2 separate regions of the Homo sapiens genome follow, and region 1 is linked to region 2. Evidence: chromatin loops called from intact Hi-C (ENCODE). Cell type or tissue: IMR-90. All regions are shown on one strand. Each heading gives the region's core, and the rest is flanking DNA. Links, peaks and the distances in the headings are about the cores only.

Region 1 (15,725 bases), core at 4,605-12,604, 470 kb after region 2:
AATCTTAATGACAGCTCCTTTGATAAACACTGATGCTCAATAAAATCAAAGCTACCAGTTGCAGTGATTTGAAAGACATTTTGGCAAAATTCTTTCATTTGGAAATTCTACTGTGGTTTTGGACTCAAGGAACAATGTGGAAGTGGTCCCATTTGTTGTGTTTATGACCTTTAAGTTAATTAAGATGTTAATCCTTGACAATAGCAATTCTAACTGAAGAACTGAAGACCAGGTGGTCTTGAAGAAACTTAAGACCCGACTTGCATGGCTTAATGATAGGAGAAGATTGATTAATGTATATTAAGTACTTGCCCTATACAAACAAATTGTGAGAAACAAAGTACCCAGTGCCTTGTTTGCACTGTGAATGACAAGTAATAATTTAATCACAAATATCTTGTTGTGGTCAATGAGAAGCAAAAATAGACTTAACATCACTTGAAAAGTAATTTGACTTAACTTTGTTTTTTGAAAATCTGATAGACTTGAAAGTTTGTCTTTGATATCACTATATTAGAATATATTGCTATATTAAAATTATTTTTATTTAAAATATGTAATGTATACTACTTTTTTGTCTTTCTAGTTGACTACTGTTATTTTTGAATGAAAATGTGCTATTATTTTCTATTCTGTTATACATCTGTGTATTTCTGTGTCTGTAAGTGGAAGAATGCATCTCACCAAGGAAACTTAGACTCTCTCTTTGAGAGTTTTACAGGTGCCCTCTATCAAATGACCTGGGTATAGTCACAGTACATTCAGTAGACATGATGATTAGGGTGACATGGATTTCTGAGCATTTGGATTAGGTGGCTCTTTTTCAAATTCTGAATGTGTTGCCTTCATATTATCATCTTCCTCCTGCCACCATTCTCTAAGATTTCTTGCATTTATTTATTTTATTGTAGAGTGCTTTTATCTGAAGATTTTTTTCAGGTGCTAGACAGAAATGGGTATTTATTATAATAAAACAGAGACATTACCAAGTGGGAAAAAAGACCAGAAGAAAAGAAGTAGGTGGGGAAGGGCAGCAACAGGTGAAAGAATTGCAAGGTAGATGAAAGGGAAGAATGAGTGAGAGGAAGACAAACAGCTAAGTTGTTGGTTGCAAGTCCCTGTTACCTCCGAGACAGACCAAACAGGTTCTGGGGGTGTTGAGGTTGATTTTGCAGATCTTGTCAGTTCTGAGAGCAGAGCAGCACTTCTTTTTCAGCTTCATCATCTTTTAATATTATTGTGTGTGTGTGTGTGTGTGTGTGTGTGTGTGTGTGTGTGTGATTCTTTAATTATTGTTTAATTGAGCACAAAGAGTACTTGCAAAGGTGTGGCTTGAAGTAGTAACTAAATTATAGTCATGCATCACTAAAGACAAGAATATCTTATAAGAACCATGTTGTTAGGTGATTTCATTATTGTACAAACATCATAGAGTGTACTTAAACAAACCTAGATGATGCTATACACCTAGGCTATGTATTCTATTGTCTCTAGGCTACAAACCTGTACAGCATATTACTGTACTGAACACTGTGGGCAGTTGTAACACAATGGTTAACTATTTGTGTATCTAAACATATCTAAACATAGAAAAGGTACAGTAAAATACAGTATCATAATCCTATAGGATCACCATTGTATATGCAGCCCATTGTTAACTGAAATGTCATTGTATGGCACATGACTGTAGTAAGAGTTTTTTCATTCTTTCCATAGGTAGATAAAAATTTGTAAATACAAAGAAATGCTTATTTTCCATTAACAATCCTTAACCATGGGACTAATATTTGTCAAGGCAGACTCTTACTTAGAACTTGGAAAATATTGTTTGCCATTTCTTCCTAAAAATCTTCTACAAAAGGTAACACATTCTCTTTGTTACAAAACATCATTTCCTTTGCAATGCCTGTGATGCAGTTCAATACTGTGTCCAATGTGGCATATCATAGATACTTAATAAATATTTTTTGCATACATAAACGAATTAATTCAAAATTAGATTTGTAGAGTTGCCAAGGCAGTCATCTCCCAATATTTTAAGCTTTCATGGAAACAATTCTTGGTTGTATACTAACATATCTGAGTGTCTATATATGCATATATATGCACATTTATGCATATGTATTCCTATAATTATATGCATGCACACACATATTCTGGACTTCTTTTGAAAGGTTTATGTGTGATGATACACTGTATATAAAGTGTATCTTATGTTGCTATCCTTTCAAGACATGTATACCAACTGTACATATGTTGCACCATATGGCAGAACTTCAATGCCCATCTCTCAGCCTTATTCTTAGAGTCACTGAAGAGATGCCTCTTGAGATAAGACAGCCTTAAAATAGGTCAGAGACTTCAGATGTCAATTTTTTTCAATGGTAAATGACATCATGAGGAAACAGCTAAAACAGGGAAATACCCTTGCTAAATAAGCTAGCTTCCATATGCAGAATGCAAGCTATTGAGGCTCCTTTTTCCTGGCATACTGCTTTTGCAAATACTGCACCTATCACTTCTTTCTTTGGTTGCTGTGACCCAAGGATTGATGCATTTAAAGCTCCTACAATCATAGAAGACATGAACTTGAAAAGTCCACAAAGTACTAGTTTTGGTAGCTACATAATGTTGGGCAAATCGATTGAATAGACAGTATATTTTGTCTTCAGTACAAGCAAATTAAGAGCAAAGTGTGTTTATGAATTTTTTTTTTTTTTTTGAGATGGAGTTTCTCTCTGTCGCCAGGCTAGAGTGCAGTGGTGCAATCCCGGCCGGCTCACTGCAACCTCTGCCTCCCAGGTTCAAGCAATTCTCCCACCTCAGCCTCCCAAGTAACTGAGACTACAGGCATGCACCACCATGCCCAGCTAATTTTTTATTTTTAGTAGAAATGGGGTTTCACCATGTTGGCCAGGATGGTCTCGATCTCTTGACCTCGTGATCTGCCTGCCTCAGCCTCCCAAAGTGCTGGGATTACAGGCATCAGCCACTGCGCATGGCCTGTGAATATTTTAATATCATTATTCTAATCCATATTGCAAGAAAACCAAGCTTTAAAAAACCCATGCTAAGTGGCTACTCACTAATTCATTTATTAAAATAATCATCTAGCATAATATACCTACCACCGATAATGTGCTGCAGGCTGTGTGTTTTATTCCATTTTCACAACCACCTTACTATTTAGGTACTATTATTTTAATTTTATAGATGAGTAAACTAAAGCTGAAGAACATTAGTAATTTACCTAAGCTCACTCAGCTAGTAAGAGGCAGAGATGGTTTTCAATATTTTTTAATGAATAGATGAATGAAATAATAAACTTGCTTGAAAGCATCTTCCAGTTTGTCTGATTCTTAAACCTATAATGTCTGTCTGATACATTGTACTGACTCAAAATAAATAACTTCTCTTTCGTATGCTAATAAGCAGGAGGAGAAGAAATTGTCAATTTAAAGATCCCATTATAAATTGTAAGGGCATGGCTTTTGACAGGCCCTTATCATATCGTATTTGATCTCATTAGATATTCAAAACTACCATACAGGGAAGACTTAGTATCCTCAGGTATAGATGAGCAAAGTATAACTCACTGAAGCTTACATTGTGTCTAGGCTTGCACAGCTAGGACATGCATTATATAATTAATAATCAAACTAATGTTTGTCTTGTCAGCTTTTTAGTGCACCATTCATAAATATGAACAGTATCCAGTAAATACCAAACATTTGAAGAAAGGGTCTACAATAGAAGAGAGATCAAAACAAATGAATAGAACAAAGGAACTTAGAAGAAATGTCAGGTGAAGAAGAAAATTTTAATCAAACAATTCTATAGCTATTTCATCTATAAATACTAGGGATATGTTTACTCAGAATCTCTGTTGTGTAATACTTGTCATCCAAGGCTGTACTCCCCTGTGAGAAGGTTCTGGGAAGGTTCCTGAGATGCCTACGTCCTTCCATACCAATATTCCATTCTTGTGTGCTTTGTGTAAACTGGCTTTGTAAGTTTCCAAACACTTTGCCATCAAAAAACGTTTACATCCTCTAATTGTGATTCTTTGTATATTTTCATCTATTCATGTTTTATTGTAACTTCCATGCTGGTTGGAAGTTAGAAGATAAAGTTAAAAAAAACACTATCCTCAAAAATAGAACCAATATGCTCAGAGATGGGAAAAGGGAGTAAAAAGATAGGATGAATTATAGAGGTCTTGAGTAGTAGGAATTCCAGAAAAGAAGATCATATTGGAGACAATTAGCCAAAAAATTATTCCAAAAAAATGCCCCAGAAATGATAGCCATACATTTTGATATTGAAAGAATCTATTGATTCTCCAATACATTGGTAGAAATAAGAACAACAACAATATGCATCATCATAAAATTTCCAGACACTGGAGAAAAAGAGAAAAATCCTGAAGGCTGCCAGTAAGAATAAATAAGTCACATAGGAAAGATCAAGACTTGGAATAAAATCATATTTCTCAATTAGATTTAGAAGCTCAAAGAAATAAAGATATGGTTCAAAATTCTGAGGGGAAAATTCTTTCTAACCTAGAATTCTATACCCAGTAAAAGTATCAAAAATATATGTGGATAAAATAAAGTCATTTGAGGTACCTGCATGGTCTCAAACAATTGACCTTCAATTCACTTTTTCTTGGTAAGCTATTGAAAGGATGATGGAAAGCAAGAAAGACATGAGAGTGAGGAAAGAAAGGATTCAACCTAGGAGAGAGGTATGGGGAAATGTCAGGTAATGGCTTTGCAGCAGTTGTACACAATCTCAAGTCCAGATTAAAGCAAGAGAATCAAAATGTATGGGAGGAATATTTTCAAGAAAACAAAAAAACCGATAGATCACCTGATACAAGACCAGGGGTCAGCAAACTGAGGCTCAGGCCAAATCCAGCCCCCAATCCCTCTTATTTTTGTAAATAAAGGTTTATTGGACCACAGCCTTGCCCAGTAATTTACACTGCTACAATGGTAGAGTAGAATAGTTGCAACGGAGACCATGTGGCTCACAAAGCCTAACCTATTTACTCTCCAGTCCTCTATAGAAAAAATTTTCCATCTCTGTATTGGCTATTAAAAAAAGCTTTAACTCTTGGGGATATATTAATTATAGATATATGGAAAACAACAACAAAAAACAACAATTATTTACTCCACAGAAAACAAAAAGTTGAACAAGAAAGGCGCTATGAATATTAGTTTAACTAAAAATTGTGACATAGTTTTACAATAAAAAAAGTGGTGTGTGAGTATGTCTTTTTGGGGTGGATTTGTAAGGAAGCTGAGATCCTACTTCCACATATTTGTTCCACAAATTGAAAGATAATGTATGCCACAAATTGAAAGATAATGTATGCCATAAAAACAGATTTTTTTTCTGTTTTTTTATAATAGAAAAACATCAAGAAAAGGGCAGTAAGAATGTTATTTAAAAATATGGAGGTAAATTTCAGAAGAAAATGCCGAAAATGTTTGCCTTTGGAAAACGAGAATCAAGGGTGAGAATGGGTAGGTCAGGGAAAACTTTTTAAAATACCTTGTAGTAGTATTTGATTATGTAAATCATGAACACATATTACTTTGCTAAAAACAAAGTTAAAAGTGTGGCAAATATTAGAGAATCATTGAAATGCAGTGAACCTCGATTGTGATGAGTTATTTGAATCTTGGTATATAATTTGTTTTAGAAACATCTGCGTGAGAAGGGCCCCTCTCATAAAATGAAAACAAAGGACAGAAAGCATTGCTGAGGGCTTAAGGTGTGGATGAAATGACACATTGAAGCTGAAGAATCCCCATGTTGACAGCATTCAATCCAAGAAAAGCTCCACTGTACACATGTTCTAACATATGGTAAAATTTCAATCTCTTATCTCTTGATATTAGTGTTCATCCTCAGAATCACCAAGGGACCATTTTGCAGAAGGAAGATCTACTAAAATAAGTCAGGGACTTGGTGGCTAGGAATCAATGCATTTTTTTTTAACATGGAAAAAGCATATGAATCAGTACTCTGTAAATAACCAAACAAATACAGTTCCCAAACTCTGAATATATGAGACAATTATTTAAATAACTTGTCACTTTTTATATTTTGAGAATATTGCATCTGTATTTTTTTTGTGTCTTTCTGTATTTTTGGTTTATGCAGCCAATATTCTTGATCAGAGAGCAGGATCATTCATTTTAGTTTATTTGGTTTTAAAAAATACAAATGGCTATATTAAAGTGTAAACGCATTAGTCTCACCACAGGTGAAAATTAGTCACCCTCATCTGCCAGGTTTATGGTATTTTACAATGAACTAGGTCAAAAGGAGATCAGATGTACATAGCTGTGAATTTTTCTGTGTGAAAAATGTATTTAAAAAGTGTGTGTGGGTATAAACCTACATACATACATATATATACATATGAACGTATGTACACATGCATATATACACACTGTCTGTTTATATACAAATGTGTATATAGATATATAATTTTAAGAAAAATATTTTAATAAATGGTTTGTTTTATTGTAATATGATGCCATCCTTAATATTTCTGTAAGAAAAATATAATGTTTAAGCAATAAGTCAATGGACAGACAAAAATAACCAATAAATTAGCTTTTCTTTTTCTAAGGCCCATAGGATGTTGGTCTAATGCTATGAGCTTACTAAGTAGAAAACAAGTCTAGATTGGAGTCCCTGGAGGACTTTCAAAAGGTCAGAACAGTACCTGGTTTCCCACATGCCTGTGCCTGGACTTTGCTACTCTGGTAAAATGTCTCTGTAGCAAACAAACTAGCAGTTCAACCTGAAATCTGCAGAGTGGATCACAATGGTATTCACCAGAGTGAATGTTGTTCTTACTTCTTATCTTGTTCCACACTTCCAAAGGGCTCATCCAAGCGTTGATTTACAGGGACAGTTTGTGATTTGTTCCAGATTAGCTTTTTTTTTTTCTTGACAGAGTGATCCAAAAGAGAGAGCTTCACATACAATATCCTATGCCTACTTTCTCAGCTCAGAGAGAGAGGCTCAGTCATTCATAAACTGGAGCAACATTCATGTACTGCGGACCACTTTGAAAGACTTATCTGTCTCCTGTTTACAGATGTGTACAGCAAGCTGCAAAGCACTGCCTGTCCTTTTACTCACAATCAATTGCAGAGAACATGAAGTACAGAAGACAACAGCTTTTTTTTTCTTTTGGAAAATCCCTTAAGTCCTTTCCGTGCTGTGCTATCATTGTTCAGGTGCTAAAGTGAAATAAATGTGTCGTCTAATCACTAAGGTGTCATGAACTCAAAAATTTAACTGGCAGTGAAGAGTCAGGGAACATTGTAATTTTGCCTTGTCACAGGAATACTAGTTCAAAAGTGGGAGGAATGTATTTGCCAATATGGTCTACATCTTCAAATGCACATTGTTTACTCAAACTTCATAGGCACATGTTCAATGAAGGGCATAAAAAAGACATTTACAAAGCTCATTGAAAGCTGGCATTAGGAAGCCCTGCCACAGAATAAAGGACCTATTAATCATATTGGTGATCATAGTGCTTTCTGCACAAGGACAACTGATGATTTGACTGAAGTCCAGGGTAAAGAGCAGAAAACATTAAGCTTGCTAGAGACTTAGCTGCAAGTCCTGCTCACTGCTCCAGGGTGGAAGGAGTCTTGGAGTGTTACCTGAAGCTTTGTTTACCTGGGGTACATAATTGAATATTCCTGTTCAATAACTTGTTGATTTAATTAAGCAACAGACCTGACACTTTAATTAATCAATTATTTACTGGGCATCCATAGCATGAGTGAGTGGGTGATGGTATAGTGGATTGAAATAGATCTCTGTCCTAATTTTTTAAGTCCTTTTTTCCTCATAGCAATCAGGGCATTAAAATAGTAACAAAGGCCGGGCGCGGTGGTTCACGCCTGTAATCCCAGCACTTTGGGAGGCTGAGGCGGATCACCTGAGGTGGGGAGTTTGAGGTCAGCCTGACCAACATGGAGAAACCCTGTCTCTACTAAAAATACAAAATTGGCCAGGCGTGGTGGTACATGCCTGTAATCCCAGCTACTTAGGAGGCTGAGGCAGGAGACTTGCTTGAACCCGGGAGGCAGAGGTTGCAGTGAGCCGAGATCATGTCATTGCACCTCAGCCTGGGCAACAAGAGTGAAACTCCATCTCAAAAAAAAAAAAAGTTAACAGTAGTTGTGTCCACTCAATGCAAGTGTTTCACCTTAACAATATGTGCATTTTTTAAATTTGGAAATTTAGAAGAGTAGCAAAAGACCACCTGGAGAATGAAGCCCACATTTGTAAAATGATCTTGGTCTACTTTGCCAACAGGAAAGTTAGATGCAAATGTTTGTCTTGAAATTCAGAATATACACAATGTGATTTGTATGAACTAGGCATTCTTCATATCAGGGAGCTGGTGAAATTTTGAGACCACTAATGAGAACATGTGTGGGCCTGGTGCTCATCCCAGGCCTGGTCTAAACTCACTTCTTGAGCCATCACTCTGCTTTTATCCACTTTATCGGCTCATGTGTCACACCCTGGACAATGTTGGAAAGGGCCATCAGCAAAGTTAATAAGATGCTTCCTCTCTCTGTGAGCAACTGCTCAGAGCAAGCACTTTCTGGTTCATTTACATCAAACTGTAACTGCATTTCTCCCGTGATCACTAGTTTTATTCTTGAGAATCCATGTAACATAAAAAGAGCAAAGGGAAGGTGTCTTATGAATACCTTCAAATGCTAGGAATTCTTACTGTTCTTAGAATGAGAATATAATCTATTTGGTATTGGGTGACTCTGCCTCACGACACATGCTCATTAAGTCTTTGGTGGATGAGTGGATGAATGGTTCTTAGCAGATGACTCACTTTCCTTTTGGCTGTTTTCTTTTTCACTAAGACATCTCCTCTGCTCTCTGTGAAGACCAAAGGCCTCATCTTGAAGCTTCCTGCTTCCCTTGGGCCTCTATCATTTACATATTCCATGCTCTATTCATAAGCACTATACTGGATAACTTGAAGAGCTTGGGGAAAAAGTGTCTAAATCATGATCCTGGTCAGTCTTCAAGATATTCTGAATGTGTCAGGAAAGCAAACCTCACATGACAAAGCAATGAGAAATTAGGCACTGGATTAAAGACTTATCTTTCAATGGCATGCAGAGTGGATGGAGTGGAGAGCTCTGAAAAGCAGGACATCTAATTAGGAGGGCCTAAGTTGAACAGACCTAGTCTGGGAGGGGGACTTCGGAACAAAAAGGGAGTGAGTGTTTGGTTCAATCAAGCAGGTGACCACTAGTAGCTGTGATTTTTTTTTTTTTTTTTTTTTTTTGGCATTTTAGACTTTTCTCTGCTAAAGAGGTTGGCAACCTTTCAACGGTCCCAGGTTGTAAGAAGGTGGTCCCCTCTTCTCCAGTGTTTTTATACATCATAGAGCTACAGAATTGTTCCATTAAAAGCCTATCTCTAATCATGAAATTTGCATGTGGAAAGCACTTAGCTCATCTGGAAGGAACTCTGAGGGCTAGAGTGTGCACTTAGCAGGTTAGGCAATCATGAGCTTAAAGAATTATGTTCAGTTGCAGTAGGCCGATTTGAGTGCACTTCTGGAAAATAATTTAAATATTCAAACTTAGACTAAGATATTCCCTTCTTAAACCTTGTGCCTAGCAAGAATTCTCAGTTCTGAGGTCCCCTGCATGATCATAAGCTAAAGCACCTAACAAGTAGTGAGAGGTTGTGGAAGGAGGTACTGAAAATGATCTCTTTCTTGAGCATTTCACGGACCTTGAGCCAGCTCAACATGCAGCCCTTCTGGAATTTTCCCTCTTAGGTTGAACACTGGGCTTAGAGACGGATTTTGAGTCTGTTATACTGTAATTCTATTTGGGCCTTATAAACTGCTTTATTTTAAGCCTGCTTGAAAGCAGTGCAGTGCAAGCAGATTATTCATTTGCTAGCTGCACCTCGCTGAATTTCGTTTTATAAAGAGTTCTGGGTTCACCTTCTGTGGGGTGTTTCATTTTTCATAAACGAAAGGCACAAGAAAAGAAATGTGACTACCTGAGAATGTGAAAAGCACCACAAGTGGATTCTGCAGATGAGCTAGAAATGACAGGTGAACATTGTGTCTTAAAGTCACCCCAGGGGATTCTCTCTCTGAAGTGAAGAAAACAGCAGGGTCCATCCTTTCTGATTTAGTCTTTGACAGGCTGCTTTTCTGAGTGGCTGCAACGTCCTAAGTGCTGGATTGGGAAAAGGATAACGTCTGAAGGGCACCATTTGCCACTGGCAGGGGAAAGAAGTGGATCCTGAGAAGCAGCTGAGATGAAATATGCAAAAGATTGAAATTAGGACCATCTCTCAAGAAGCAGTCGTATATTTAACTTTGCAAACGTCAGAACCTTTACCCTGATGATAATGTTTTTGGAATGAATGAAGAGACTGAATTATAATGTGTCTCTTTGTAGATGTCATTTTAGTTAAGAACTAACACACTCTCATAGATATGAACTTTGGGGATTTAGCAACAGGGCTAACACATCTTTAGTAGGCTGGCAAACAGATAGCAGTTATTTTCCAGCTGTTTTAAGCAAAACAAACTATCTAATTCTGCCTTTGGAGAAATAGGGAAATAAGACCAAGATTTTTTTCTACAAGTGCTCAGGGAAAATCATGGTTCATACCAAGAAAGTGTAAAAATGGAGTTTTACATCATTGTTAGAAGTACATATATATAGATTATTTACCTTAACAACAAAAATTCTCAAAAGGACAGAAATGTAGACATCAAAGTGGCAATGGGAAGATAGCTGTAACTCTAATTTTTCTCTAATTTCTCCTCAAGGGCAATCTAGAGACATCAGACAAATAGATTTGCCCTCTTGATTGTCTTGGGTCAAGTTTTTGAGACACAACTCCTGTTCCATTTCTTTTTTGTAGATATAAAAGCATTTTTCCTCCAAACTCAGAGTTACATTGATACCTTGAATGAATTTATTTCCCCCAGGGTGCACGGTTTATTCTTGGAAGATAGTGTACTTAGACTCTTTCAACATAGCTATTAGCTAACTAAGTATTTTATAGGATATGTCTTTTTTACCCCATAGTTTTTCTTCAAATGGGAATCAGTGAACTAGATGATATATTTAATTGTGCAGCCAGCAGATGGTCAGGCTGAGATGAGAACATATGGTTGAATATATTGTGTGGTTCAATCTTCCATTGGCACAGAAGGCATATTCGTCTTAATAGTCCCCTTTAGCACCTGAGTCAAAAGGGTAAAAGATTTCTCTCAACTCTAGAAAATCTCTATGGCCATCATTGGAAGAACTTTACTATATCACATCTAAATAAAGATTTAAGTTGGGCATTTAAAAAAAAAACCACTATGTAAGTTTAGCAAAAAGAGGTTTTTTTCCTTCTTTTAAAAATTAATTTTCTTAAGGTATATTTTACATACTGTACATTCACTAATTTTAGATATTTCAATTTCAGTGAATTTTGACAAACATATACAGTCATGTAGCACCACTAACATCAAGATATGGAACAGTTTTATTATCCCAAGAAGTGACCTTATTCCCCTTTTCAGTCAATTTACTCCCATGATATTTGCATCTAATAACTTATGAAATGTTTTCTGTTACCATAGTTTTGCCTTTTCTAGAATTTTATATAAATGGAATCATACCGTTTGTAGTCTTTTGAATCTGGCTTCTTTCACAAAACAAAATATTTTTGAGATCCATTCGCGTTATATGTATTGGTAGTTTGTCTTTTTTTTTTTGAGACAGAGTCTTGCTCTTGCTGCCCAGGCTGGAGTGCAATGGCATGATCTCGGTTCACTGCAACTTCCGCCTCCTGGGTTGAAGCGATTCTTCTGTCTCAGCCTCCCAAGTGGTTGGGATTACAAGTGCATGCCACCCAACCTGGCTAATTTTTGTATTTTTAGGCTAATTTTTGACGTTATTGATTTTTTTAAAATTTTTTTAGCGATGAAGTCTCATTATGTTGCCCAGGCTGGAGTGCAGTGGCTACTTACAGGCATGATCATAGCACACTATACCCTCGAACTCCTAGGCTCAAGTGATCCTCCAGCCTCAGCCTCTTGAGTAGCTGAGACTAAAAGTGCCAGAAATATTCTATTCTTTCTTATGGCTGAATAATATTCCATTGTATGTATATACTATAATTTGCTTATTCATTCACTCATTGATGAACATTTGAGTTATTTTCACCTTTTGAATATTATGAATTATGCTGCTACGAGCTTTCATGTGCAAGTATTTGTGTCTATGTTTTTAATTCTTTTGGTCATATGCTTAAAAGTGGAAATGCTGGTTATATTGCAATTTTATGTTTAAGTTTTTGAGGAAGCCCCAAACTATTTCCCACAGAAGCTGAACCATTGTATATTCCCGTCAGCAATCTAATAGGGTTGCAGTTTCTCCACATGCCTGCCAACACATGTTATTTTCCTTTTTTAAAAAAATTACAGCTCTCCTAGTAGATGCAAAGTAGTATTGCATGTGGCTTTGGTTTGCATTCTGCCAATGTTTGCTTCATATATTTTGGGACTGTATTTTTGGTACATGTTTATAAGTTTTATGTATTCTTCATGTGTTGATATTTTTACCAAATAAATAATGATTTTCTAAATCTTCTCTAACCATTTTTATTCGAAATTGGTTTTGTCTGATAATATAGGCACCCCAGCACTCTTTTCATTACTACTTGCATGGAATATTTTTTTTCATCCTTTAAAATTTACTCTACTTTGTCTTTGGATCTAAAGTGAGTCTCTTGTAGACAACATATATTTGAATTATTTATTAAATTTATTCTGCCAGCCTCTGTCTTTTAACTGGTGGGTTTAATCCATTTATGTTTAAAGTGATTACTGGTAAGGAAATACTTACTTCTGGCATTTTGCTACTTGTTTTTATATGTTTTTCATTTTTTTTTGTTCTTCAGTTATACCAATACTGCCTGGTTTTGTGTTTAGTTACTCAGTGTATCATTTTTATTCCCTTCTCATTTCCTTTTCTATATACTTCTTAGTTATTTTTTAGTGGTTAGCATGGGGATTAAAGTTAGCATCCTAAATTTATAACAATCTAGTCTGAATTGATACCAACTTTGCTTCTATATAGCTCTATAAAACTAAATAGCTCTATAAAAACTTTGCTTCTATATAGCTCCATTTTTCCCCACCCTCTATGTATTTATTATCATAATTGTACCTTTATACCTATATGCCCATTAACACTAATATATAACTATTGTTTTATGAGTATGTCCTTTAAATTATGCACGAAACAAACAAAAAAAGAGTTACCAACCAAAAATACAATAGTCGCCCAGGCTGGAGTGCAGTGGCGCGATTTCGGCTCACTGCAAGCTCCGCCTCCCGGGTTCACACCATTCTCCTGCCTCAGCCTCCCGAATACCTGGGACTACAGACGCCCGCCACCACGCCCGGCTAATTTTTTGTATTTTTGGTAGAGACGGGGTTTCACCGTGTTAGCCAGGATGGTCTCGATCTCCTGACCTGGTGATCCACCGGCCTCAGCCTCCGAAAGTGCTGGGATTACAGGCGTGAGCTACCGCGCCCGGCCTGGAGTTTTTATTTCTTCATATAGCTTCAACTTACTATCTAAATTATTTGCATTTTAACCTGAAAGTTTTAGTATTTCAGGTAGGGCAGGTCTACCCGTAATGAACTTCCTCAACTTTATATAATCAGCAGGAAATACACATTTGTTATTGTCAACCACTGAATTTTACAAATGTTTGTTAGGCATCATTATTAAAGCAAAACTTTATTCAAAAAATGGTAGTAAGGATGGGATGCATTTCTCTGATGATTAGTGATATTGAGCATCTTTATATATTTGTTGGCTGCTTATATGTCTTCTTTTGAATCTAAAATAGAAGTTGAAATTTTAAAAAGAATGGCATGTAGCCGTGACAACAACCTAAAATATAGGGCATTGGCTTTGGAATGAGATAGTGAGGAAACTGTTGTAAATAACCTATAAATGGCAATCCATGGTATTTGGGGGTGAAATACTTGGTAAAACTGAAACCTAATGAACTATCATTCTCATCATAAATAATGACCTTCTAAATATTTTGTAACAATTTTGACATAAAATCTGTTTTATCTGATATTAGTATGGACACCCCATTTCTTTTTTGGTTACTACTTGCATGGAATACCTTTTCTCCATCTTTTCAACCAATTTTTCTCTTTGGATCTAAAGTGAGTCTTATCTGTGCATTGGGTACAGAAGTTTTGATGCAAATTGTTGATAGGATGAGCTGATTATTACTAGTTTCATTTGGAGTGGTGCCTCAAGAGAGGAACATAGAAAAAAATAATCAAAATTGAAAGGGAATATAGAATGATCAGAAACTCTAGAATTTAAACCTTCTAGAAAGTAAAAAAAAAATATTTTTTATCTTCACAAGCTGAAGATAAAATAAAGAAATATTTTGAGTTTAAAGGCTTTCTAAGACTCAGTTTCATGGTTATATCCCACATCAGGGACTCAATTTTAAAGAAATGGCTCCACAGCAAACATCAAAATATGGATGTAGTTATCATATCTTCAGTTAGAAACTCTAAATGGCTTAATATGGGGCTCAGCAGATCATTATAATTGGACAAAATGCCTCCTATACTGGAGATGAAAGGTGTAATATCACTGGAGGAAGATATAGCCAAAGGACCTGGAAATGAGAGAGAGAGAGAGAGAGATTCTGCAAAAGGAATTCTGGGTATGACTTTTGACATATAGGGCTGACTGGATCAAACTCATTGCCTAAAAAAAAATTACAAAAGTACATCAGGCTGAATTTAAGAATGAACAATAAAAGAGAACATTGGGGTTCCAAATTTATACAGGCAAGAAACAGGCTTAGGAAGCTGGTTAAGTTCTAAGAAAGTTATATTCTCTGATGGTCTTTTCAGATGTGGATGGATCGAAGGGTGGATCGAAGAACCATGTTGAACAATGGACTGGGGAGTCACTCCTAGAAGTTGTATCTAGGATCTAATCAGGGTGATTTACCACTCTCAGTGGGACTTGTGCCCTCAATTCTTTTCCAAATGAGGATGTTTACTGCAGTTAACGTATCTCTTTTCATTTTGTGTGTATGACTTGCCATATATACAAGCAGATGACTTGCCACTTTAATTCATAAGTCTCTAGATCATGAGTTGCCAAATCAGTCCAATATAGATACTGTCATAAGATCCTAGACTTTGATCCTGATTGAATATGAGTCTTGGAGTATCATTGATTTACATCTAGGAGTGAAAATTGTGACAATAGGGCACACTGTGTTATATTGTTGGGGTAAGCAAACTATAAGCCATGGGCTATCTGGAACATAGCCATACTTTTGTGATGCTCTTTGCTATTTGACTCCTTTAAGGAAAAAGTTTGAAGACCTTTGGTATATTGTATTATTTGTCAAAAAATATTTTCCTTCTCCCCTTCCTCACCCAACTAATGCCATGTGAGCAGAGTGGAGATACTTCCTTGATCCATTATCTTTGGGTTTGATCATGTGATTTGTTTTGGCCAGTTGAATGTGGGTGGAAGGGTTACTATACAAGTTCTAATACGAAGTGCTAAGAGGCATTGCACATTTCTCTTCACCTCACTTGTGCTTAGACA
Region 2 (15,725 bases), core at 7,178-15,177:
GAAATTAGAGGAGACTTCAATGTCTCTGTCACAGAAAGAACCATTTTGTCTTGAAAGTTACTTTGGAAAAAAGATGAGGCATTTTCTTCAGTGGATTGATTTCAAGAGAAAAAGCAATGGGCAAGAAAGTCCCATGCAAAAAGACAAGTTAATGCCAGCCTTTCTACAGCACCAAGACCTAGTTGAAGGTAGACCTGTCTTTATGAGGACTCGTGAAGCTCTTGAGCTCATGACAGCCATTGGGAAGATACTAGAGGAGAAACTGGCATGTAGGCAGGAACCTGAGGACTTGGAATTAAGTCAGCCAAAGAAGAGCCACAGACTCAGGCAGAGCCTGACAACAGACAACCCTCCAACTATGGGCTTCCCTCTGAACAGTGGCAAGGGGAAGAGTCAAGTACCAACCCTTATAACCAAGAAGCTGTCTCTGATGGCCCAAGTTATCTTTCAAGTGTTAGATGGATCAGGACTAGGATTAGTCATCCTCAGAAAGTTGTGACATTTAAAGAGCAGCTATTATGCCAGAGTAATCCCCCCCCCCTGCTGCCCTCTAGTGAGCCTGTGTCCCATCCAAGCCCCATCTGCATGCAAGTATGCCAGGTGCCCCTGGCTGACATTAAACCAGCTTAAGGCACTGTGTTCAGAGATTTGGCCCTTCTTTGCAAACAGAAAATGCTTCTCCAGCACTTACAGGAAGGAAAAATTTTCCACAAAGAATAATCCAGTTCTTGTAGAGCCTCTCAGTTTTCATGATAGTATATCCTCTGATGAGAGCAATCTCTTTTTAGCATAACCAAGAATATTGACCCTCCCCAATAAATGTTTCTTTTAATATAGAGTGGTGTTCTCCATGTACTGCTCTGGAGGTGTGGATTTTGGGTATTCCAGAGCTTGTGCTCAGGGAAAGGAAGGAATTAGTTTAGGTCTTACTATTTTTCTCTTTTGGCTTCTAAAAGATGACCAGTCCCTTGTAGGGAGCCTGATAATGGCCTCCTCAGTCTTATCCTAGGATCTTTTGACACTTTTCAGATGTCCTGTAATTAAAACACTATTATTTCATAAAAGTACAAAAAGTTTACTCTAAAACCTTTCAGGAAGTTCCCCCTACCCTACCGTACCCTACCCTACCCTACCCTTCCCTTCCCTTCCTTTTTCGAGTTTTGCTCTTGTTGCCCAGGCTGGAGTGCAATGGCATGATCTCGGCTCACTGCAACCTCTGCCTCCTGGGTTCAAGCGATTCTCCTGCCTCAGCCTCCCGAGTAGCTGGGAATACAGGCATGTGCCACCACACCTGGCTAATTGCATATTTTTAGTAGAAACAGGGTTTCTCCATGTTGGTCAGGCTGGTCTCGAACTCCTGACCTCAGGTGATCCGCCCACCTCAGCCTCCCAAAATGCTGGGATTACAGGCATGAGCCACTGTGCCCGGCCTTTAGGAAGTTTTAGAGTTGGAAATGTGGGGGGTTTTAGACCCTAAAATCAGTGACATGGAGAAATCTTTTTCTTGGATCTCTTGGTGAGGAATAAATATTCCTCCCAAGAGGCAGCCCTTCTCTCCCTCATGAAGTTTGGGGCAATGTGCCATGTTCCCCACCTCCTACCTTACCCTAATGAAAATGGAAAATGGGTAGTAGTACATCTTTTCCCTTTCTGTACCCTTTTTGGAGCAGTAGTGGGGATAGAAAATGCATCTCTGAAAGAGGCCAGGAATAAAAATAATTTTCTGAAAATAGTGGTTTACTTTCATTTTTAAAAAGCTACTGACTCCAGAGCATCAGACAGGTGAGTGGTCATTGTATGAGGCATGAATGGGTGGATTTTGCTATTGTGGACACTTATTTGGCTGAGGTATGGTCCAGGCAGTGTGGGTCCTGCTGAAAAATCTGTTATATGTGGCATGTTACTGTGTCTAAAAAGAACATTTTGAAGTTGACCATAAGGTCTCTTTGCTTATGAGGTTATCTTGAGGAAAGAGAAGACTCCCTTCTCTAGGGAATCTCTTCAAGATGCATGGCTTGATAGCACTCTTACAAGACCAAGAGATTGCCTGGCAATGACTTGTAGGAATGGTCACCAGGCAGTTACTCAGAACTTGGGAAAAAAGGAGACAGAGACCAAGAAAAATGTAATGGGAGAGTGAGTGGGCAAGGAAAAAAAGAGAAGAGGGAAAAGTATAACCTCATCATCCCTGCTCATAACTCCATCCTGGCATCCACTGCACCCAACACTCCTTTACCTAGGCCTCACTTCCTAGAGTCTAATAAGCGATATTTAGAGCACAGTGATGCCACTTCAGTATAAGAGTATGAGGGATGATCTTTGAGCATAAAGACAATATTTGCAGGGATGTTGTCAGACACAATATCATCCTATTTGGAGAAGGTGATCTTGGTCCCTGCCTTCCAGCCATGCTACTACATCTTACACCAAGGTTATGATGATTTACAAGTATGTTAGATATGTATTGCTGTGTAATAGATACCTCAAAATTTAGTGGCCTAAAAATATATATTTATTATCTTACAGTTTGTGGATCAGGAATCCAGGCAAGGCCTAGCTGGTTTCTCTGCTTCAGGGTCTCTCACAAGGCTTCAATCAAGGTGTCAGCTGGGGCTGGGGTCTCATCTGAAGGCTTTACTGGGGAAGGATACACTGCCATGCTCACTTGTGTAGCTGTTGCAGGATTCAGTTCCTCAAGGTCTATTGGACTCAGGTCCTCAATTCCTTGCCAACTGTTGGCTGGAGCTAGCTGGAGGCCACCTTCAGGTCCTTATCATGTAGGCCTCTCCAGTGTGGCAGCTTGCTTCATCAAAGCCAGGAAAGGAGAGAGTCTGCTAACAAAACAGAAGTTACACCTTTTGTAAACTAAAATTGAAAATGATATCCCGTCATCTGTATCTTTTTTCTACTGGTTAGAAGCAAATCAGAATGTCCAGCCCACATTTAAGGGGAGGGATAATTACACGTGTGTCAATACCATGAGGTAGAGTCACTGGAGACTTCTTAGAAGACTTCCTAACACAAGGGTTTCTTTTTGGCCATCCCATTGAGTTCACTGAAGCCAAAGTGGCCAAAGGTGCCAAATAGGTCATCATCCTGATCCATATCCAGATGATCAAGGTGGAAGTTGTTTAACAGCTGTGTGGAGTGGTGGCTAGTTAAAAAAAAACACACATACACACACACAAACAACCCGCAAATATCAAAGAAGTTGTAGCATCCAAAGAAAAAGAGAAAGTTGGTATGAAGGTAGAAATTGTGTGGTAAAGTGAAAAGATCCCTTAGAACCACCTGAAATACCACTGCCAGTATTCAAACTTAGAGAAGAAATTAGGGGCAAAAAGTCTGGAAGTAAGACTGGCCCTAGGCAGGAGGGTTCATATAGGAACTCGATTAATTTCCTCAGCTTCCATTTCTATCCATGTCTTTGCTCTGTGTTATGAGTTGGCTTCATTAAGACTTTGTGTCTGGCAAGTTCATAGCTATATTCTCCAGGCTTCAAGTGCAGATAAAAATAGGTTGCCTCTCCCACTAGTTACTTCAAAAGTTCCATTAGTACCCTGCTGGCTCCAATCGGGTCACATGCCCATTCCTAACCAATCACTGTTGCCAAAAACGTGGAATGATCTTTTTGGCCAAGTCTGAGTTACATACCATCCTCAAAATAGGAGTGTTGGGAAAGGCAACTCCACCTGCACGTAGACTGAAATCGAAATTGGGTTTAGTTTCCCATAAGGCAATAGAGGAAATATTTCCAGAAGGTGAGTAAATTCTGGGTGACAAAAGTAAGATGGATTTACTAAAGCCCTCTCTCTTACTGCTCCATTTCTTCCTTCTTGTTCAGAGTGATGTCATTGACCAAAGCTTAGACGTTCAGGAAGAATGGTAATTCTGTGGATAGCCTTGGGAGGGGAAAAAGTTGGGATTGGGGTTCAGGGTAAGGAACCCTCAATGTGAAGGAAATCAGTTGAAGGCCTCAACATCCAGGTGAATAGATGTCATCTTAAAGCCCTTTACCTTCATTCCAGTTCAGTTACTGCCATACCCTAGAACTACCAGGAACATCTCTGCTTTTTGAAAAAATACAGTCTGACATTCCACCCTTTGTCCTTCTCACTTATGCCCTCAGTATGCCAATTCTTCAACCAATTCAGGAATTGCAAGCCACTTTAAACTTTCTCCTTGTCAATCCAATACCCTTTTAATTTCCTTCCTCTCCAAGAAAAACTTCATGATCCACACTTAACCACAAACCTGGTTAAGATCTGGACTTTATGGTCTACTCCAAACAACCTATCCCAGTGTCTTTTCATCTTTCCTGCCTGGGAAAATCCAACTTGCTACCTTTACTAGACCTGTCTTCTAAAAACAAGCTGATTCTTTTTGGATAAAATCACACAATTAAGTGTTTGGTGCCACCATTAATTTATTATCTACAACTAATGGCCAGTTTCTAACACTGCCTGAAAATAATCCATTCATTCCTCCAGTGAGTACTTTGTGCTAGGCAGTCTTCTAAGCACTTGGGACACACCAGTGAGGAAGCAAAGCTCTCTGTCTTGTGGAGTTTATCTTATTATTTTCTTAGTAAATTTCTTTGCTTTTCTACTCAAAATTACAATTTCACTTTCCTAATTTTCTCCACCCCACTCACCCATTGAACATATGTGCTGGACCACATATATTACAAAGGAATGAGAAGACAACAGATGGGAACCTTTCATCATAAAACTTAAAAATATCCCAAACACCTTGAACTCCCATCAAATAACTTTGCTCTTTCCTTCCATTATACTTAAAGAGGTTTCCCTCAGATACCTGCCTTGATCCTCCCAAGCTGTGATCCGTCCTTGGTTTCCAATTCACAACACCCTCCACAGTGTTTTGGAATATTTGGCTTAATAGTCTGTCTTCCAGACTGAGATCATGTCTCCCTCATCACGGCTCTGTGCCCTGCACTTGGTAATTAGATAGCTCAGAAACTTCTGGAGGAATGAAAGAGCAATAGGAAAGATTTCAGACAGGAGGCATACTACAGCATCTGTACAGCAAATTTGTATAGCGTCCTTTGGGGCCCAACCTTGCCTGGGGGTGGAGCCACGGCCAGGGGCAAGGCTTCATCCAGAGACCCGGCCTGCGAGGAAGCGCTGCTGGGCTTCCTAAAGGCGGCAGCGTTGGCCACAAATCTCACCTCAGGCTTCTGGATTCTGTCTCCATCGCTTCCGGAAGACAAGAGCTGAGATTTGCTTCAAAGACATGGTCCTGGAAAAGGTCTCTGGTCACCGAGTGCCCTTCTTCCCTACCCTGCCTGAAGGAGGATCTCTTCCTTTGTCCGCCAGTTTCTTTTCTTTTCTTTTTTTTTTTTTTTTTTTTTGAGATGGAGTCTCGCTCTGCTGCCCAGGCTGGAGTGCAGCGGCGCCATCTTGGCTCGCTGCAAGCTGCGCCTCCCGGGTTCACGCCATTCTCCTGCCTCAGCATCCTGAGTAGCTGGGACTACAAGCGCCCGCCACCACGCCTGGCTAATTTTTTTTTGTATTTTTAGAAGAGACGGGGTTTCACAGTGTTCGCCAGGATGGTCTCGATTTCCTGACCTTGTGATCCGCCCGCCTCGGCCTCCCAAAGTGCTGGGACCACAGGCGTGAGCCACCGCGCCCGGCCTCATCCGCCATTTTCATCCCAACTGGCAGCGCGCCTCGCGGCCTGGGAGCCCCCAACCGATCTCAACAGCCCCGCCAGCGCGTGAGGCCTCGGAAACCGCTCAGAGCCCTGGGCGCGGGGCTGCACCTGCCAAGGATACTCGATGGAACTCGAGGGAGATGATGGTATAATAATTAGAGTAACAATGTTGACCGCTATTAAGGCTTCGCTTTGCATTGGCTGCCTGGCTTTGAATCTCATATTTCACGTAATTTTTGAGGAGATACTGATATCTGCTAGTAGGGTTGGCCCTGAGTACTGCAATGAACAAGTAAAGAACTTTGTTCAGTTAAGGGCCGAAGTTAAGGAATGGGCTAAGGGCCCTGATGCAGTTACAACATGGGATTTTTCAGACACCAGAGAGGCCAGTGCCTTGGAAATAAATGCCTGCGCTGGACAGGAGGACAGTGTAAGATGTCAAAATGCTGGTCCACACACAAAATTAAGAGATCATCATCCCTCTCTGTAGGATCAGTAACCGGAAGAAGGATGCTGTCTCTACACGCTGTTTTTCAGAGGCGTCAACAAGTGCTTTTTCCCCTTCTCTGAGGGAGCCAGAAGTGTGTCTGGTAGGAACCGTGGCTGGGAACCCCAGGTAAAGGTCTACCAAGGCGCAGTGCCAGTGGACAGAGATTAGGTGTACTCCTGAGAGTGGAAGCACAGCCATTTGTCACGCCTTTCAAGATACAGAACAGCAAGACAGGAGGCTCTCCAGCAGAGAGGACTGCAGGCTTTTGCAGGACAGAAAATCTCAGGTAACTGTCTTTAATTACACAAATATTGATATATTCATGCATTTATTGAGAGCCTACTACGTGTCCGTGTTCCTTGTAAGACAGGAATATCACTATGTTTGCCCTCATAACAGGTGAGAGGGCGTCCTTTTTGTGACTGTTTCCCTTTTTAGAAAGTAGTACAGGCCGGGCGCGGTGGCTCATGCCTTTGTAATCCCAGCACTTTGGGAGGCCGAGACGGGCAGATCACGAGGTCAGGAGATCGAGCCCATCCTGGCTAACATGGTGAAACCCCGTCTCTACTAAAAATGCAAAAAAAATTAGCCGGGCATGGTGGCAGGCGCCTGTAGTCCCAGCTACTTGGGAGGTTGAGGCAGGAGAATGGTGTGAACCAGGGAGGCGGAGCTTGCAGTGAGCCAAAATCAAGCCACTGCACTCCAGCCTGGGTGACAGAGCAAGACTCCCTCTCAAAAAAAAAAAAAAAAAAAAAAAAGAAAGGAAAGTAGTATACGGACAGTCCCTGACTTGATGGTTCTACTTATGGTATTTTCAACTCATGATGGGTTTAATCAGATGCGACCCCCTTGTAAGTCAAGGAGCATCTGTATAGCAAATTTGAAAGATACGGAAAAGTAGAAGGCAGAACCCTGTAGATTTCCATCCTTAAAACAATTATTCTTAGCATTTTGATGTTTATTTCCAGATTTTGCTATGAAAAATTTTTTTACATTGCTTAAATAAGTACTTAAAAAGAAAAACACATCATGTACATTTTATGTGATTATAAACTTTCATAATCTTTTTATAATATATTAAATGGTAGAATATTAATTTTACTTTGTATCGATGTTTGAGTAGTTTCTAGTTTTTTAAAATATAATTTCAACTTTTATTTTAGATTCAGGGGGTACATATGCAGGTTCATTACCTGGGTATATTGCATGATGCTGAGGTGTTGGATACAAATGATCCTGTCACCCAGGTACTGAGCATAATACTCAATTGTTACTTTTTCAACGCTTTCCCCTTCCTGCCCCCCTCTAGTAGTCCCTAGTGTCTATTGTTGCCATCTTTATGTCCATGAGTACCCAGTGTTTAATTCCCACTATAAGTGAGAACATGCGGTATTTGACTTTCTGTTCCTGCTTTAATTTGCAAAGTGTAATGGCTTCCAGCTGCACCCATGCTGCTGCAGAGGACATGATTTCCTCGTTTTTTTATGGATGCATAGTATTCCACGCTGTACATGTACCACAATGTCTTTATCCACTTCACCATTGATAGACACCTCGGTTGATTCCATGTGTTTGCTATTGTGAATAGTGCTGCAACGAACATATGAGTGCATGCGTGTTTTTGGGAGAGTGAATAATTTTGGATATATACCCAGAGTGAGAATGTGGGACAGAATGGTGGGTCTGTTTTAAGTTCTTTGAGAAATCCCCAAATTGCTTTCCACAGTGGCTGAAGTAATTTACATTCCTCACAGCAGTGTATAAGCATTCACTTTTTTCTGTGGCCTCACCAGCACCTGTTGTTTTTTGACTTCTTAGTAGCCATTCTGACGGGTGTGAGATGGTATCTCACTGTGGCTTTAATTTGCATTTCTCTGATGATTAGTAATGCTGAGCATTTTTTCATGTTTGGCAGCTTGTATGTCTTCTTATGAGAAATATCTGTTAATTTTACTTTTTGTTGACATTTGAGCAGTTGCTAATTAAAACATTTTAAAAAATATTTTGCTTACTGTGTTTGTTCGTAATTGTACTTGCTTATAAACTGTCCTATTACAAACTGCAGAAAGCTTTTTTCTAAGTGTTTATTTTCTTACTGCCCTTGGTCTACTACTTTTCTTTTTTTTTCAGTTTCCTTAGATAAGTTATCCCCTCGTGTAGTTAACTATTTTAGCACTAACTTAATTCTTTGAATTTTAAGCCAGTGAAACCAACTGATTGCTAAACATCCTCAAGGTAAAATCTTACGAACTGAACTATCGTCTTCTGTCACCAAGCTGCTTTTCCTCTGATATCCCCATTATTAATTAGTAGCACCAGGACACCCAAGCTAGAAACAGAACAGCTATTCTATGCTTCTCTCTTCATTTTCTCCATAGCTAGTCTACTAATATGTGGATGAAGTGGAAATATATGCTGGGCAAAGAAATCCTAGAATTCTCACTGTTCACTATGCTTCCCCCCAATAGACTTTAAGAACCTTCAGATCATCAGCTGTACTTTGAAGTACATTTTTAATTATATTAGTAATACATGTTCACAATCTGAGTCAAAATTAAAATATTCTCGTTGAGGTTAAATGTCCCATTCCAAAACAAAAACAGATATGCAATTCCACATAAAATTTTCTATCTATTGACTTACTTTATATCAATGTAGATTCTTGTTTTCTTACTGAATCCAATTCAGTCTGTTACTATCAATATTTATTTTGATGCCCAAATTGTCATAGATTTAGCTAGTTACTTCAATTTGACTTCTGTGTTCTTTGGATATATCTCTGTTATTTCTTACTTTCTGATACAAAAAGATGTTTCAGGCTCATCGTATACTTTTGCTGCATCAGTCCTGGGTCCAGCCATTTCTCTTAGTACCCCTTGTTCCTTTATTGGAGAATGGTATTTAGAAGTCAAGGTCGGAGTGCTACTTGTGTTCATTATTATTAATCTTAGGTGGTGTTGGTTTTAGGCCCTCTCGATGGACAGAGCTAGTATACATACATGTTCACACATTTAAATCTCAACCTATTTCTCTACATATCTATGTATCTTGAAAATCATGAGTTTACATCAGTACCTCTAGTTGTAATTTAACACTACAGGGTTTATTCTAGTTTTCTTCCTTTCCACATTGGTGACTTCTTTCTCCAACAATGAGAAATCTGGTTCCCATTAGCCTAAACATATTTGCTTATTTAGTCAGTCCTCCTGTCTGTAAGCAATCTCTCATCACCACCATGGCCCTTCAGGTATGGCTGTCCTCTTCCACCCACTTGGGCTTAGACCTCTATGTGCCCAGCAGCTGTGTTATGTAGGCACCCTCCTCAACTCACTGGATATCCAAAACCTGGAACCAGGCAACCTTTCTATGATAAATGCCTATTCACCCTGCTTCAGCTCTTACACTCTGCTCTGGGACACTGTAACAGCTCCTAACTGCTCCCTTCCTCCTCTTTAGGTTTGGATACCTATTTTGCTTGACTTAACTAATGATTATAAGATTGAATTAGGAAGGGAAGAGGAAGAGACATACTGTATTCCCTCCCAGCACCCCACCCCTTATTTTATTGAGGAGTAATTGACATGCAAAAAATGCATGCATTTAAAGTGTACAATTTGAGGAGTTTTGATATACATGAATATGTACATGTTAAATCATTACACTCAAGATAGCAAACACATCCTTATTCCCCCATTCAGTTTGAGGTTTTTTTTTGAATTAAACTTTTTATTTTGAGATAAATATACATTCATGTGTGGTTGTAAGAAATAATAGAGAGATCTCATGTACACTTAACCCATTTTCCTCCAGTGGTAACATCTTACAAAATTGTAGTATGATATCACAACCATTGACATTGACATTGAAATAGCCAAGACACAGAACATTTCTCTCACCATGAGAACCCCTCATGTTGCCATTTTATAGACATACCCACTTCCTACCTCCCTCCACTCCATCTAATCTGTTTTCCAATGTTACATTTTTGCCATTTCAGTAATATTATATATATATATATATATGTACACATGGAATATATATATATATATATATATATATATATATATATATATATATATATATATATGGAATCATATAGTACATAATTTTGGGGGAATTTTTTCCCCCTCAGCTTAATTCTTTTGAGTGTCATTTAAGCTGTTGGATTTATCAGTAGTTTATTATTTTTATTCCATGGCATGGGTGTACTGCAATTTGCTTTACCACTCATTAAATGACAATTGGGTTGTTTCCAGTGTTGAGCTGTTATGAATAAAGCTTTCATAAACATTTCTGTACAGTTTTCATGTGAACATAAATCTTCATTTCTTTATGATAAATGACCAGGAGTATGATTGCTGAGTTGTATGATAGTTGCATGTTTAGTTTTTTATGAAGCTGTCAAGCTGTAGCCGTACCGTTTTACATTTCCGTCAGCAGTGTATGAGTGATCCAGTTTCACCTCATCTTTGTCAGCATTTGGTGTTGTCACTATTTTTTAGAAACAAAATGCGCTGCTCTGACAAGTGTGTAGTGATATCTCACTGTGGTTTTAATTTGCATTTTCTGAGTGGCTAATGATGGTGAACCTTTTTCATGTGCTTATTTTCCATCTGTATATCTTCTCTGGTAAAATGTCTCTTCAAGGCTTTTGTCCATGTTCTAGTAGGATTGTTTGCTTTTTTTATTGTTGAGTTGTCAGAGTTCTTAACATATTCTAGATACGACGCCTGTGTTGGATAGATGATTTGTTAAGAGTTTCTCCCAGTCTGTAGCTTCTTTTCATCTTCTCAATAGAGTATTTTACAGAGCAATAGTTTTAAACTTTGATGAAATTCAACTTAGCCATTTTTTCCTTTTATGAATTGTGCTTTTGTTGTCATGTCTAAGACTCTGCCTGGCCTTTGACCCTGAAGACTTTCTCTTTTTTTTCCCTGAAAGTTTTATAGTTTAGTATTTACATCCAAGTCTGTGATTCATTTTGAATTAATTTTTGTGTAAGGTGTGAGACTTAGGCAGAGGATTTTTTTTTGCCTCTATGGATATCCATATGCTCAACACTACTGAATTGAATTGAATATGTTTACTCCATTGAATTGTTTTTTGTACTTTGTCAAAAATTCATCGAGCATATTTGTGTGGGTCTATTTCTGGGTTTTCTGTTCTGTTTCACTGGTCTGTGTATCTCTCTGTTAACACTACAGAGTCTTGATTCCTGTAGTTACATAGCAAGTCTTAAAATTAGATAGACTGATTTTTTCTAATTTATTCTTCTTTTCCAAAATTGAGCTGTTCCTGTTCCTTGCCCTTTCTATATAATTTGTAGAATAATCTTGTGTATAAAAATATGCTGAGATTTTGATAGCAACTGTATTAAACATTTGTATAATTAGGGGAGAACTGACATCTTTATATATTAAATCTTCCAACCCATGAACATGCTATACTAAAGCTTTCCATTTATTTAGGTCTTCTGCATTTCATTCATTGGTACTGTGTAGTTTTTAGCATACAAGTCTTGTACATGTTTTATTAGATTTACACTTAAGTATTTTTTTTAGTTATTCCATATGATACTGCACTTTTAAATTTCTTGCCTATGTACTGATTGATAATATATAGAAACAATAGGATTTCGTCTTTATTTTGTATCCTTTGACTTTGCTGAACTAATGTATAACTTCTAGGAGTGTTTTTGCAGATCCCTTGATATGTAAAAGGGAGGTGATCCACCCACCCTGGCCTCCCAAAGTGCTGGGATAAAACTACTGTTTTAAAATACAATTATAAAGGATTTTGCCTCAGAACCTGTTCTGCTTCAGGCTTTTGGGGATCCTGAAAACAGCTGCCTCCAAGTGGCTTATCCCAAGGACAGTGGTCACGATATGAGGGCGAGAGCATTGAGGAGCCTTCCTAGGCAATTGGGAAGATATGAAAGTCCTAAACTAGTAGTTTATCTATACTGAGCATCCTCAAGTGGTAGCATATTACTCTAAGAGCTTTTGGAAAAGACTTCTCCTTGGAGATAATAAAACCAAGTGCAATGTGAAATCTAAGACCAGACTTCTGGGTGACGGTGTAGGTAAATTGGGAAGATGTCATGGGTCCAGGGGTGAGACAGTCTTATCCTACCAGAAGCCACCTCTGCCACCTCCCACAGGCTGCTTAAAATGCTTTGGTAAGAGCTTATTACAAGGCTTGGTGGTAGAATGTGTGAAATGTTTTCCTGGGAGGGATGACATTTTAAACTTTTATTTTATACGTTACTGGTAGTCATAAGTAATATAGTTCTTAAAAGCAGATTTTAAGAGGGGGATAGGAAAAAAAAAACCTATGAAGACACTGATGCTACGAGTGGAAAGTAAAAGTTATCTAAGAGGTGATAGAGTACCAAAAATAGCTTTTCGTTACTTCCCAAATTTGCCAGCTTTTAATGGACAAAGTGAATATTCTTAAATGTATGACTACTTTAATTTGAATATTACAGCATACTTTTTACTTTAAGAAATTACATATTGCAGGGCATGGAGGCTCACGCCTGTAATCCCAGGATTTTGGAAGGCCAAGGCGGGCGGATCACGAGGTCAGGAGATTGAGACCATCCTGGCTAACACGGTGAAACCCCATCTGTACTAAAAATACAAAAAATTAGCCGGGCATGGTGGCGGGCGCCTGTAGCCCCAGTGACTCAGGAAGCTGAGGCAGGAGAATGGTGTGAACTCGGGAGGCGGAGCTTGCAGTAAGCCGAGATCGTGCCACTGCACTCCAGCCTGGGCGACAGAACGAGACTACGTCTCAAAAAAAAAAAAAAAAAAAAAGAAAAGAAATTACATATTAATATTGTGTAAAGTAGAAGCATTATGAATGTAGAGAATTTATTCATTAGGGCTCTAATATTTACTACTGTCTGATCTAGAGAAGTCACTTACCCTCTCTGGGCTTCGGTTTCATTCACTGATAAAATAGGCACAATATTCAGAGTAAGATCAAAGTGCCTGTTACAATAAAAACAAATATTAACAATAAAAAAAATAGGTATAATACCTGACCTGCTGACCTTGTAAGTTGTGAAAATGCACTGAGATGGCTGGAAGTAGAATTCTTCATAAAGTAGACAAATTTATTATTTATAGTTGGTGCTAGTGCAGAAAGGATAAGTGGTGTGAAGCACTGTCACTCAATGTCAATGGAATTTACTGTTGGTGGTACAGGAAAAGAAAATAAATATATCTCTAGTCTCTTGTTCCTTTACATTTTGAAGGCGCTTCTACCAGGTTCAGAAAAGGAATCTTATTAGCATTTGGGGAAAAGCCTTTTTACTGAAACTTCTGGTAGGTTTCAACTGTAGGCATACATATGTTTGTAAAGATATCTAGCCAATGAATGACAGTTTAAAAGAGAGAAGCTGTTCTTTGACCATCTCCTCAAAGAATCATTAATCCATATTAGAAAATTGGAGAGAGTGCACATGCAGGGATTTTTTGCTAAAGAGCATGATGTGTCTGAGGAGTTATGACTCACAGTATCTCTGTTCCAGAGATCACTTGGCGATTGTAAATGCTGGAGGCGGGGGAACCTCTCCTCTGCATTTGTATACCTCTTGAGCTGTGTAGAATTAATCGCTCCAACTGCACCAGGAGGTAAATGGCAGAGCCCGTGGCTTACAGATGCTTGTGTCTCCTAGTTTCCAGCAGTAAGTATTTATTAGATGAAAACTCGGCCGAGACTGCATATTAAAGAGAAGAGGAAGGGGCATCTCTTGGCAGATTTTATCCTCAAGGCAGGTTACCTGCTCCTGCATAATTGAAAAGAGACCTGGCCTGGCTTGGAGGCTGTCTTAGCCCTTCAAAAGAGATCAACAAACAGTGGTGGCCAATGGGTGTCAAATAAAGAGCTTTATAGTGTTAAAAGAAACTTCAGACAAATTAAATTTAAAGGAGTTTGAGCAATGAATGACTTGTGAATTGGGCAGACCCCAGAATCAGAGCAGATTCACAGAGACTCCACGGATGCCTCGTGGTTAGAACAAATTTATAGACAAAAAAGGTAAAGTGATGTATAGGAATTGGAAGTGAGGTACAGAAAGAGTGAGATTGGTTACAGCTTGGCGTTTGCCTTATTTGAACACAGTTTGAACATTCAGCAGTCTGTGAGTGGTTGAATTATGGCCGCTGGGATTGGCCAACACTCAGCTGTTGTTACAGGTGCATACTATTGAGTTAGGTTTTCAATTTGTCTGACTATTAAGCTAGGTTACAGTTCATCCCCAAGGACTCAAATATAGAAGTATGGAGTCCTTCTCAAGCCATACTTACTTTGCTTTAACAATAGTTTAAGAAAGACATAAGAAATTAAAAGACAGTTTAGAGGACAGCTGTCATGATAAAGAGTTTAGAAAAGAATGTGTAGGAAGGTGGGTTAGGGGTGGGGGATATTGGAATTATTTAAACTGACAAGAGTCACCCGAATAAAGTGTGACAGGCAGTTGGTATTTGGACATTTGCAGAAGTGATTATGTAGAATATAGAGCAGATGTTCTCAAGTTTTTTTGGATGCCAAGGCACTCGGGAAAAGATCACATTTACATGACCCACAGTGTAGTCAGGTGAGGTTGCTTAAGACTACATTCTGCTCTAAGGCTTTGACACACCTAAGTCTCACTCTGCTACCAAACACTGATGGGATCAGTAGTATCATCCACAATACCAGCAGGATGACTTAATAGTAGAAAGGAGAGCCTCATTGCTCTTATCAGTTTGCAAACCAGGAAGGGACAGCATCCAGTGTGGAATGAAGGTGCTCTCTGTTGGAATAGGGGAAGGACAGGTTGTGTTTTACATTCATATTCATACATACTCAACAAGTTTTGGGGAGAAGCTATACATACTTCTGTGGGAGCTGAGCACACCACAATGAGTAAATATATGTATCATACATCCCATGTTCACTTTGGAATGGGGTTTTAGCACTAAAATGAGGTAGAATTTGGTCCTTTACATCATAAGGTAAACTATGGGACACAAAGGTGGTTTGTATGCAGCCTCTATATGCTGGCAGATACTGGCAATCTGTAATATTAGTAGCTTATCAGAAAAGAATGTTTGTAAGGCCGGTCCTCTGTCCGATCAGAGCTGATAGCTCGTTTGGTTAGAGGCAGTCTATTTATAGAAAGTTAGAAATTTGCCATGCCATCCAGGCCCTGAACCCTTGACCCATAGGTAACTTTGTTTCCTTACCCTTAGGGCCTGTCTTAGTTGATAAAGGGGCATCTATTTTGGTCTTTTAGGTCATAATAGCTTAGCGCACTGTAACCTATCCCTGCTTTAAGGGAGTTGCATACTTGTTACCAAATTGATGTGGAGGGCTGGGACTGTCTGTATTTGAGGGAGAGTTAGAAATGTGGGGTCATAATGACAAATAAGATTGAAATAAAAGGAGGAACTAATTGATTCTGGATTTGAAAATACTGATAGATTTGTCACAGGATGGGTGTGTGGGTGTGTTTGTAAAGAAAAGAACTTTTATCTGAGGCATGTGAGTCCTCTTAAGTTATCAGGCC

What was found. A loop is a pair of places that touch in the nucleus more often than their neighbours do. Peaks named below come from ENCODE experiments on the same cell type or tissue, not always from the same donor. Only the 100,000 strongest peaks of a DNase experiment are listed, where the experiment ranks them.
Region 1: a loop joins it to region 2, with 4 times the contacts of the local background. A loop is called at or near these places in 1 of 110 quality-filtered maps.

Annotation. Positions count from the first base shown.
Region 1 is chr9:82,447,925-82,463,649 of GRCh38, forward strand. No RefSeq gene overlaps it. Among named protein-coding and RNA genes, the nearest start is that of SPATA31D1, 470 kb to the left of the region's middle. In IMR-90, for the core only: no CTCF peak of the experiment used is centred there; a DNase peak (open chromatin) is centred at 8,907.
Region 2 is chr9:81,971,417-81,987,141 of GRCh38, forward strand. It overlaps LOC105376107 (a long non-coding RNA gene), which reads left to right and starts at 5,829. Exons shown (of 5, transcript XR_002956914.2): 1 at 5,829-6,452. LOC105376105 (a long non-coding RNA gene) reads right to left here and starts at 5,673. Exons shown (of 6, transcript NR_188611.1): 1 at 5,192-5,673; 2 at 2,525-2,831. In IMR-90, for the core only: no CTCF peak of the experiment used is centred there; no DNase peak of the experiment used is centred there.